Linked DNA regions of Homo sapiens: all the other regions are linked to region 3. The links are chromatin contacts, found by Hi-C or POLR2A ChIA-PET in ENCODE. All regions are on one chromosome and are shown on one strand. Each heading gives the region's core, a stretch centred on a gene start or an enhancer-like site at or near the end of the contact. The rest is flanking DNA. Distances are from core to core; before and after follow the strand shown.

Region 1 (2,908 bases), core at 399-2,898, 700 kb before region 3:
AGTGAGACTCCCATCTCTAAAAGGCTTTTTAAAAAGTCATCAAGAGCAGATGGAAAAGATTGCTAGCAACAAGGATGTCTGAAGGCTTGTGTACTGGCTAGGGAAATGCAAGGTTCTACTTGTACATCACCTAGCAAAGTGCCACATGAATGCATCCTAATTTTAATTAAGATGATTTTCAAAGGGCATTTAGTTCCCTCCTCAAAGCAAGATCCTTTCTCCTGTAACTGAAGCAGAGAGGTTATATTTCAAGTTTTTCATAAAGGTTCTTTATTTTGAAGGAATAATGTTAAAAACAACATTAATGACATTTATAGAACACTTAACTATAAGCTGCCATTTCATTTAACCCTATTATTAGCCCTGCTTTACACGTGACGGAATCGAAGCACAAAGAGACTCAATAACGTGCGTAGGCTCACACAGCTGGTGCATATTGGAACCAGGCAGGAAGACTTCAGAGTCCAGGTTCTCAACTACCCAATTAAGAAATTCTGCTCTTTCTTAACTGTGTTATGACAAAAACATTTTTACTGCTAATTTAAAATATATACTCCGTGTAAATATTTATGTAATGTAAACATAGCACACATTATAAAACTATAATATTATCTTTTATCAAAAAAAGATTGCGTTCTATATGCCCATTTTACCCCGGGAAAAAGGTCTTTATTTTCCTTTGAAATGAGGAGTAGCATTTGATTTTGCCAGGGAACTTAAAATTATTTCAAGGTCCCAGTCGTACGTGGCATGGAGATTTATGACAAATATGTAATCTGTTTATTTGTCACCCAACTTGGATGACTTCTAAATGTTTCTTCTTTGTAGCTCTTGATTTTGCTTGGGTTTCCCCCGACCCATGCCCAAATAGTAAAAAACAAAACAAAACCAAAAAACAATGTCTGAGTCATGTTTGCTCCAGTCAGGGAATACCAACGTGCTGACAGACAGCTCTGGTTTTTAAAAAATCTTACTGTATGTCACTTGCAACTTTGAAGAACATTCATGCGTTAGTGGACTGCATTTGGAAGAAAACAAAAAGGAGAAAAAAACCCCCACCAAGTTGTGGCTCAAGTCCCTCTGCCATTTGCTGCAGTGAGTTTTCCTATTCCATTTTGCTGGGGAGAAGGCATGCTTTACAGAACACATCAAACTGTCCGAAAAAGGCTGTCTGCATCCCTCATGTTTATAAGAGAAGGATTTCTTTCCCCTTCCTTCACGTATCAAAGAAGTCACTCGGGGAGGAAATAAACCATAATTAGGCATGAGCGAGCGAGCAGACAGACCCCTTGCTCTGCCTTCCCTGTCCCCGCCCACCAGGCAACCGTCCTGGGCGCAACCGAGGAGCGGGTTGTCTCCGCAGCAGCTGCAGCGAGCGCGCGCCCACGCCCGAGCCCGCGCCCGCCGCCAGGATCTGGGCGGCGGCGAGGCTAGCCCGGGGGCGCGCTCGCTCGGGAGCGCGCTCATGCAGCGGTTTTCTTCTCCCACAATCCAGAGGCAGCTGCACGGGAGGGGCGGGGAGTCGGCGGAAGGATATCGGCGCGGAGGGAGCAGCGCGCTCCCTTTGACGGCGGCCCCCGGCATTGGCGGGCGGCGCTGGCGGGCGGCGAGGGGTGGGGTGTGATGCGGCACTGCGGTTCTGAGGCCGTTACTCCGGCTTCTCCATAGAGGGCGGAGAAGGCTGGAGCGCGGCGGTGATTTTGTGCCAGGGATTCCCAGAGACGCGCTGAAAGGCTGGCAGGGCTTAGGAAGCTGGGGGGTTAGGGACACACATTCAAGCCCCCACCCCCGGGAGGGGAAGGGGGCTGGAGGCGAGGCTTGAGGGCGGCGGAGGAATGGTGTCTGCTCGGGGGGAAGGGGCGAGCCCTGCCTGTTGGTACTGAGGGGCTGCGGGCAGTGGAGGCTCCGCGGGTCGAAAGCGGCTCCATGCCCATCGGTGGGTGGAACGTGTAGAGGTCGGAACGCCGAGGTCGAGTCTGGTGGCGCCTCGGTATCCTTAACGTGGTCTCTGTTTAACGTATTTCATTTAGCCCCCGTTGGGATTGATTCATTGGGAGCAGTTTCGCTGGTCTGGATCCTCCAGGAGCTGGACAACCTTGACGGGCTTTTTGTCTTGGGTTCCAGCCCCCTTTCCCTTCCTCCTCCTCCAGATGCCTTTTCTCTGCCCCTCCTCGCCCGGTACAGACATTTCCAGCGCAGGCTGCTGCTCGTGGTGTCCGTCGTCGAAGCCACTTCTTGGGATTTCGGCTCGTTTCACTCTGGGGTGTTTTTTGAGGAGGGAGAGTGCCCCCCTCCTCCACGATGGGATTTTTCTCCCTTGCCGAAATGGACTTTCATTGATTTCTACTTACTTCCACGTTTAGTGACCAATTCCCTAGGCGTATTTTTGTGGTAGTTCCTTTTTTCAAATACATACTCTGTAAAATGGAGAACGAAATTTTTACTCCCCTTCTGGAGCAGTTCATGACCAGCCCTTTGGTCACTTGGGTAAGTGGGGTGTCCTTTATTGTATATTTTGCTGAGTTATTTGTGGCTGCAGAGATGGAGGTGGGCGTTCATGTCGTGGTGATCCTTCTGTTTGTTCTAGGTTAAAACGTTTGGACCTCTGGCCGCAGGAAATGGGACCAACCTTGATGAATATGTGGCTTTGGTGGATGGGGTATTCTTGAACCAGGTCATGCTCCAAATGTAAGTTCTTCCTTCTTTCCTAGGTAACGTTTTCTTTGAGAAATAGCATATGGTGAACTTTGAGACACGATGTTTTAAGCCCCTAATTTGGTTCATTGGCCAGAAATATTCAGGTGGTTTAAGAATTGGATCTTGAAAGGAATGCTAATGTTATGGGCTCAGCCCATTATCACAACCTAGATATTTTACCTGTTAAAATTGTGAAACTTTAGTTTTTCAT
Region 2 (2,773 bases), core at 248-2,747, 630 kb after region 3:
TGAGCCGAGATGGTGCCACTGCCTTCCAGCCTGGGCGATAGAGCAAGACAATGTCTCAAACACACACACACACACACACAACTGGGCCGGGCATGGTGGCTCACACCTGTAATCCCAGCACTTTGGGAGGCCGAGGTGGGTAGATCACCTGAGGTCAGGAGTTCGAGACCAGCCTGGCAAACATGTGAAACCCCGTCTCTACTAAAAATACAAAAAAATTAGCTAGGCATGGTGGCACATGCCTCTAATCCAAGCTATTTGGTAGGCTGAGGCAGGAGAATTGCTTGAACCTGGGAGGCGAAGTTTGCAGTGAGCCGAGATGGCACCACTGCACTCCAGCCTGGGCAACAGAGTAAGACTCTGTCTCAAAAAAAAAAAAAAAATTTTTTTTCTCCCCACCATGTCTTCTTCTCTGCCTACCAAAATCTTCCTTTCTTTTGCAAGCCAACCATGAGTGATCCTGCCTTCATGAGGCCTTTTTCATCCACAGCCAGAATTAACCACTTTTTTGTAGTTTTTGTACATTGCCAGTATCTCTAACATGTACTTCATTCTCCTAAGTAGGACAGCTCTTCATAGCTTTACTAAGCATTTTACTTTTCATTATTTTATTTACACTTCACAATGATACTGAGTGGGTTTGTTTGTTTGTTTGTTTGTTTGTTTGTTTTTTGAGACAGAGTCTCGTTCTGTCACCCAGGCTGGAGTGCACTGGCATGATCTCAGCTCACTGCAAGCTCTGCCTCCCAGGTTCATGTCATTCTCCTGCCTCAGCCTCCGGAGTAGCTGGGACTACAGGCGCCCACGACCACGCCCGGCTAATTTTTTGTATTTTTAGTAGAGACGGGTTTTCACCGTGTTAGCCAGGATGGTCTTGATCTCCTGACCTCGTGATCCACCCGCCTCGGCCTCCCGAAGTGCTGGAATTACAGGCGTGAGCCACCACGCCCGGCCAAGTGGTTTTTATTTAATATCATTGTTATTCCCACTTGACAGATGAGAAAACTAAGTCTCTAAAAGAGGAAGTGACCTGTACCCAGACACAGAAACAGCACCTGAATTCTAGGCCACATCCTCTGAATCAAACATTATTACTTCTCTCTGCCTCACTCACTACCTCTTTATCATTAGTTGTTTCCAAAAGTCTTGTTTTAATGTTAAAATTAGATTTGAGTCAAAGTACTATTTGCATACGATATTAATTTCGGTAGTTGAGAAAATCTTAGAAGGAAAAGCAAATCTCCCACCTAATCAATCTGCAGTCACATTTTGCAGAGACAATATTCTTTTCAATATTTCTACTTTTAGTTCTTCCGGCAGTTGTCTGTGTAACTCTAGAGAATATGCTTACACCTTTACATATTGATTTTTATCACCCTTAGATATTATCTGCTGACTTCCTCCTGTGAAGGGGGAGGACTTAGCTCATTTGCATTGCCCTAATGTCTTAGGTTAGGTTCCCTGGGAAACTGACTCTCAGGCAGAGACTTACATGTAGGAGGCACACAACTCTGGAGCAGTGAAGGCAGCAGAATTGAGCTGCAGGAGGAGTTTACCTGCTGTGCAGTCGACAATAGAAGCCTCAGCCCAACCAGTGGGAGCTCAGAGCTCACTTCAGAGTTGTCTACTCTGAACGATTGTACCCCACCATCAATGGGTCGTTGGATGCAGCCTGGGGCACATAAACTTAGAAAGCCAACTCTCTTTGGCTGAGGACAATTCTAAAAGAACTCAAGGTAGGTTGTCAAGCAGCCAGTACTTCTGGCAGCCAGAGAATGAACATCATGGTCCTAAAGTGGGGATCTGAGCAGAGCACCATGGCATGCATCACTGTACACCCTCTATGTCACTGGAACCCACCTGCTTCTATAGTAAGTTCACCCCATTTGAAATTAGCTACCCTGGATTTCTGGTTGGTTCCATTAGGAGAACCTTACTAGAATGTCAGGGGGCCAAGTTACAGTCTTTCCCTCTGTAGCTGCTCTCAAAGCCACTTCTGAGACACTCCATTTCCCTCTTCCACTACCAATTCTAGATTCCCCTCACCCTCACCTAGCACCTATGCTGCTCTAGATGGCTTAACTGGTGGATGATTCCATTCCTCATCCCTGATAAATCTTAGCCCTTTGTCACCCAACCCTGTTCCAAGGCTGATTATAGGATAACATAGGTTGGCTACATTGTTCACTTACCATCACAACTGGGCAGGAGAGAAAGAAGAGCTGCTCCTACGGATCAGCGGAGTGTCAAATATATTCTTCTCTGTCCCACCATGAAGCAGAAATCCCAACTTCTCCTGATTATCAGGATCCATTTTTCCTGCTGAAATGTGGTTCCTGTCCCTATTCTTCCCTCTTTCATAACCCACTTGTAAATGAAAGTGCCTATAAGACAGCTCTATTCCATTGTTCCCCAGCACTGCAAATTCAACATCTTCAAAACTGAACTGACATTTTTTTCCCTTCCTTAAACTGCTCTTTCTTCTTCAACCATCCAGTACCTCTGCTGGAAACCTGGTTCATCTTTGGGTCCTCCAACTCCCTCACCCTCTATAGCTGCCTTATAGCTCTGTAAAGTCTCCCTCCTAAATGGCTTTTAAATCAGCCTCACTCTCTTTCCCCACAGTTGCTGCCCTTGTCTGGGCACCCCTCCTTTCTCACACGGACTATTACAAACACTTTCTTTCTCCAGTCTTGCTCGTACTCCTCCCACCAGCATCTCTGAGGTATAAAAATGAGAAACAAAGAGACCTGGAACTAGAAATGTCTCTATC
Region 3 (2,745 bases), core at 236-2,735:
ACAGGTTGTTGCGGCACTGGTGACCCCGGTACCCGTACACCCACTCCAGCCGGAGCTGGCAGCGGGGCGCCGTCCGATCCGCCATGATAAGCCGACCCCGCGCGCCCCCCGCCCCCCCGCGCGCCGGGGCCGTCCTCGCCGAGGCTGGGGCTGCGGCGGACCTGCAGGGGCTCAGCGCGCGGCGCAGGGCGCTGATTTCCGCGGCGACACACAGGCACAGCCCAGCGGGCCGGCCGCCACCATCATCCGCTGCAGCCGCCGCAGACAAGCCGCCGCCGCCGGTGTGCGGCCGCCAGACCCCGCCGGGCGCCGGGCTCCCTCTACCCGGGCAAGGCGGCTCTGGGGGCGCCGGCACCGGCGCGCGCGCCTCACTGCACCTGCGGGCTCCGGCCCCCGGGAGAGGCTCTCGGGGGGGCCACCCCGCCTTTTACATCAGGAATCTGCATATCCCAACAGCGATCACCCAGTTCGCTCACTGAAGTTTGCGGTGCGCCGGGGCTTCGCGGCAGGCGGCGGGATTTATTCTGCGATAGCCTTGATTTGACAGGCAACCCGGGTGAGCTCTGCCATCGCCGTCTTTGGATCCGAAATTGACAGTCTATATCCAGGAAGCGAGAGCGAGGAAGAAAGAAACAGATTTTTCGCATAAGTCACCCAATCCAAGAAAATTATCCCCAAACTAAACCAAGTTGGGTATTTTTAAAAATTGTCCCCTACTCCCGCTTTCTCTCTCCAGTTCCATCTCCTTAATGATATGAAATATGCGTAAATGCTGCTGCCTGGCAGTTGCTGATGCGATTTGAAGGAACGCTTGCTGTTTCCCTAATAAGCGAGGGCGAATATGCAATGGTCATTTTTTAGATGCTCCAATTAGTTTTCATGTGTGTGTTTAATAATCATATCCTCCGTGAACCTTCTCTTCACCGAGAAAGCCATAAAGAACTTAGCAGCTCTCATTGATCAGCAACTCCAATCCGCATCATGAAAGATTGTCTTACTCGGAAGAAACGAGGCACTAGTGCAGTCGGAGGGAGTGCGCTACCTACAAACGCTCCTGGTCGAGGAGAAATCAAATAACAAGTGGCAAAAATCGTGTACTTCTCCCCAGAAACCTCTGCGCTAAACACCGGGTCCCACGGAATCCCGGGTCCTGCCCTGAGCCCAGCGTGGAGAGGGGTCGCCCGAGGGACCCGGGGGACAGCAACCCCCCACAGACGCACACGTCCCGGGGGTCGGCGCGCTGCGCGAGGGATGCCCGCCCTCAGGACTGTTCGGCCCGCGCGCACTGCCGCCCTGGCGGCGCCCTGCACTCCTCCCACTCTCGAACCAGCCTCGCCCGCGGAGCATCCGCGCGCTCTCTGCCTCTAACCTCTGCTGCCAGCGGACGCCACCGGCGCGTCCCGGATCCCGCGCGGGCGAGCGAGCGAAATCCTCTGCCTGCCCTCCCCTCCCCGCCTCCCGCACCCGGGGATGGACTTCGTCACTGGGGCGCCGCGGGAGACAGGTTCTTCCTCCAGCCGGGGCTCCGGGGGCGGGGCCACAACGCCGCGCTAGTGAACCTCAGCTGCCGGTTACTAGGCGAGATCTCGCCGCTTGGAAACAGCGACGCCCCGGAGGACTGGGGCCGCCCCCTCCCTCTGCCTGTCCCTGTGGCCTCTTCCCCCGACGCATCCTGGGAAGTGTAGTCCTCTCTGCGCCGGTTAGGGCGGACAGCGCGCGGAAGGGACCACAAGTCCCAGGATTCCGCGCGCCCAGAGGGAGTCGCAGCGAGACCTGTACCGGCGTCAGCGGAGCCTGCGGCTCTCGGGGTGAGGAGATCCCGGCTCACCAAGGACGATTGCCTGCCCACGCGGGCGTTCCCTTGTGACTGAGGCGGGAGCTGGCGTGCGTGGGTCTCTGTAGAGAAAAGCGGTGGAGTTGGAATGGAGACGGTCTCCCAGCCCACCACTGGAATTTCTCCTTCATCGGTCTCTGAGTGTTGCTGTAACCGACATCCTCACCATGCTGTAACTGACTCAAGCTTAAGTTTGTTTCCTACTTAAGTTTTCCTTTTCATTCACATGGATTTTAATTTGTTAAAGTGCAGTTCTGCCAAGTTTAAGAAAAATGCTGGGAATGTGAGCTCACTTCTGCCCTAAGAACCAGCGTCTTCCCATGACCTGCGTCCTAAATTAGAGGACTTGGGTATTTACAGATAACCGGAGGTTGGAAGCAGGAAGGTGCTCACGCCATGAACAGCTAACCTTGGCCTTCAAACGCAGAAGCTGGTGGCATTTCTCCTAAAACTGCCCGAGATGAACTATGAATCCACTGTGTTCTCAAGTAGCCTATTTCCAATTTAGGGCCATAGCTAGTCTTTGGAAAGAGATTTCAAAATCCCAGTGACTAAGAGGCTGCAAAAGGATGATGGATTGGACGTTTGGAACGTCCTTTCCCTCCCATGCTTTCAGTGTAATCGCTTACTCAGTTCATCTCCCTCAAGTTTTAAGACAACCCTCCGACCTGGTAGGAAAGCTCGAAAGAACTGGAAGTGCCAGAGTTTGGATGATTTGTTGCTGCCCGCAGTAATGAGGATTTGAATTGGTCTCATCTTTGTTTTTAAGGAAACAGAATCAACAAATAAGTGAGATGGCACTGTGCTAGGCAACAAGAACACTGCCAAAAACAAAAACACGGCCTGAGAAAGGTTTGAGATAGAAGCAAAAATATAGTTGATCAATGATGTCGTGCCATAAAACAGTGCCA

What was found. Hi-C counts contacts between places; a loop is a spot of excess contacts on that map. ChIA-PET counts read pairs that join two places held with the same protein, here RNA polymerase II (POLR2A). Pooled maps may share reads with other maps.
Region 1: a loop to region 3 is called in a map of CD8-positive, alpha-beta T cell, with 7 times the contacts of the local background. The contact joins the promoter of CCDC88A here to the promoter of EML6 in region 3. A Hi-C loop is called at or near these places in 6 of 168 maps with a recorded cell type or tissue (CD4-positive, alpha-beta T cell, CD4-positive, alpha-beta memory T cell, CD8-positive, alpha-beta T cell and 2 more), 2 of 37 single-sample maps with no recorded cell type and 21 of 50 pooled maps.
Region 2: a pooled map shows a loop between it and region 3 (2.8-fold over the local background). The contact joins the enhancer-like site here to the promoter of EML6 in region 3. A Hi-C loop is called at or near these places in 2 of 168 maps with a recorded cell type or tissue (B cell and prostate gland), 1 of 37 single-sample maps with no recorded cell type and 6 of 50 pooled maps. POLR2A ChIA-PET finds 5 or more read pairs at or near these places in 2 of 52 experiments (OCI-LY7 and activated B cell).

Annotation. Positions count from the first base shown.
Region 1 is chr2:55,418,596-55,421,503 of GRCh38, reverse strand. It overlaps CCDC88A (coiled-coil domain containing 88A), which reads left to right and starts at 1,648. Exons shown (of 33, transcript NM_001365480.1): 1 at 1,648-2,487; 2 at 2,588-2,688. The coding sequence starts at 2,425. RefSeq lists silencers at 1,248-1,537, 1,598-1,647, 1,678-1,747.
Region 2 is chr2:54,091,840-54,094,612 of GRCh38, reverse strand. It overlaps a transcript of ACYP2 not described here. Among named protein-coding and RNA genes, the nearest start is that of ACYP2, 22 kb to the left of the region's middle. Within about 2 kb of position 1,497, at least 4 of the 41 ENCODE cell types and tissues checked have a DNase peak (open chromatin) inside an H3K27ac peak, as active enhancers do; they include B cell and OCI-LY7, where a contact is called at or near this core.
Region 3 is chr2:54,722,402-54,725,146 of GRCh38, reverse strand. EML6 (EMAP like 6) reads right to left here and starts at 1,485. Exons shown (of 42, transcript NM_001039753.4): 1 at 1,370-1,485; 2 at 1-598. The coding sequence starts at 85. RefSeq lists silencers at 282-431, 1,103-1,592 and an enhancer at 1,733-1,952.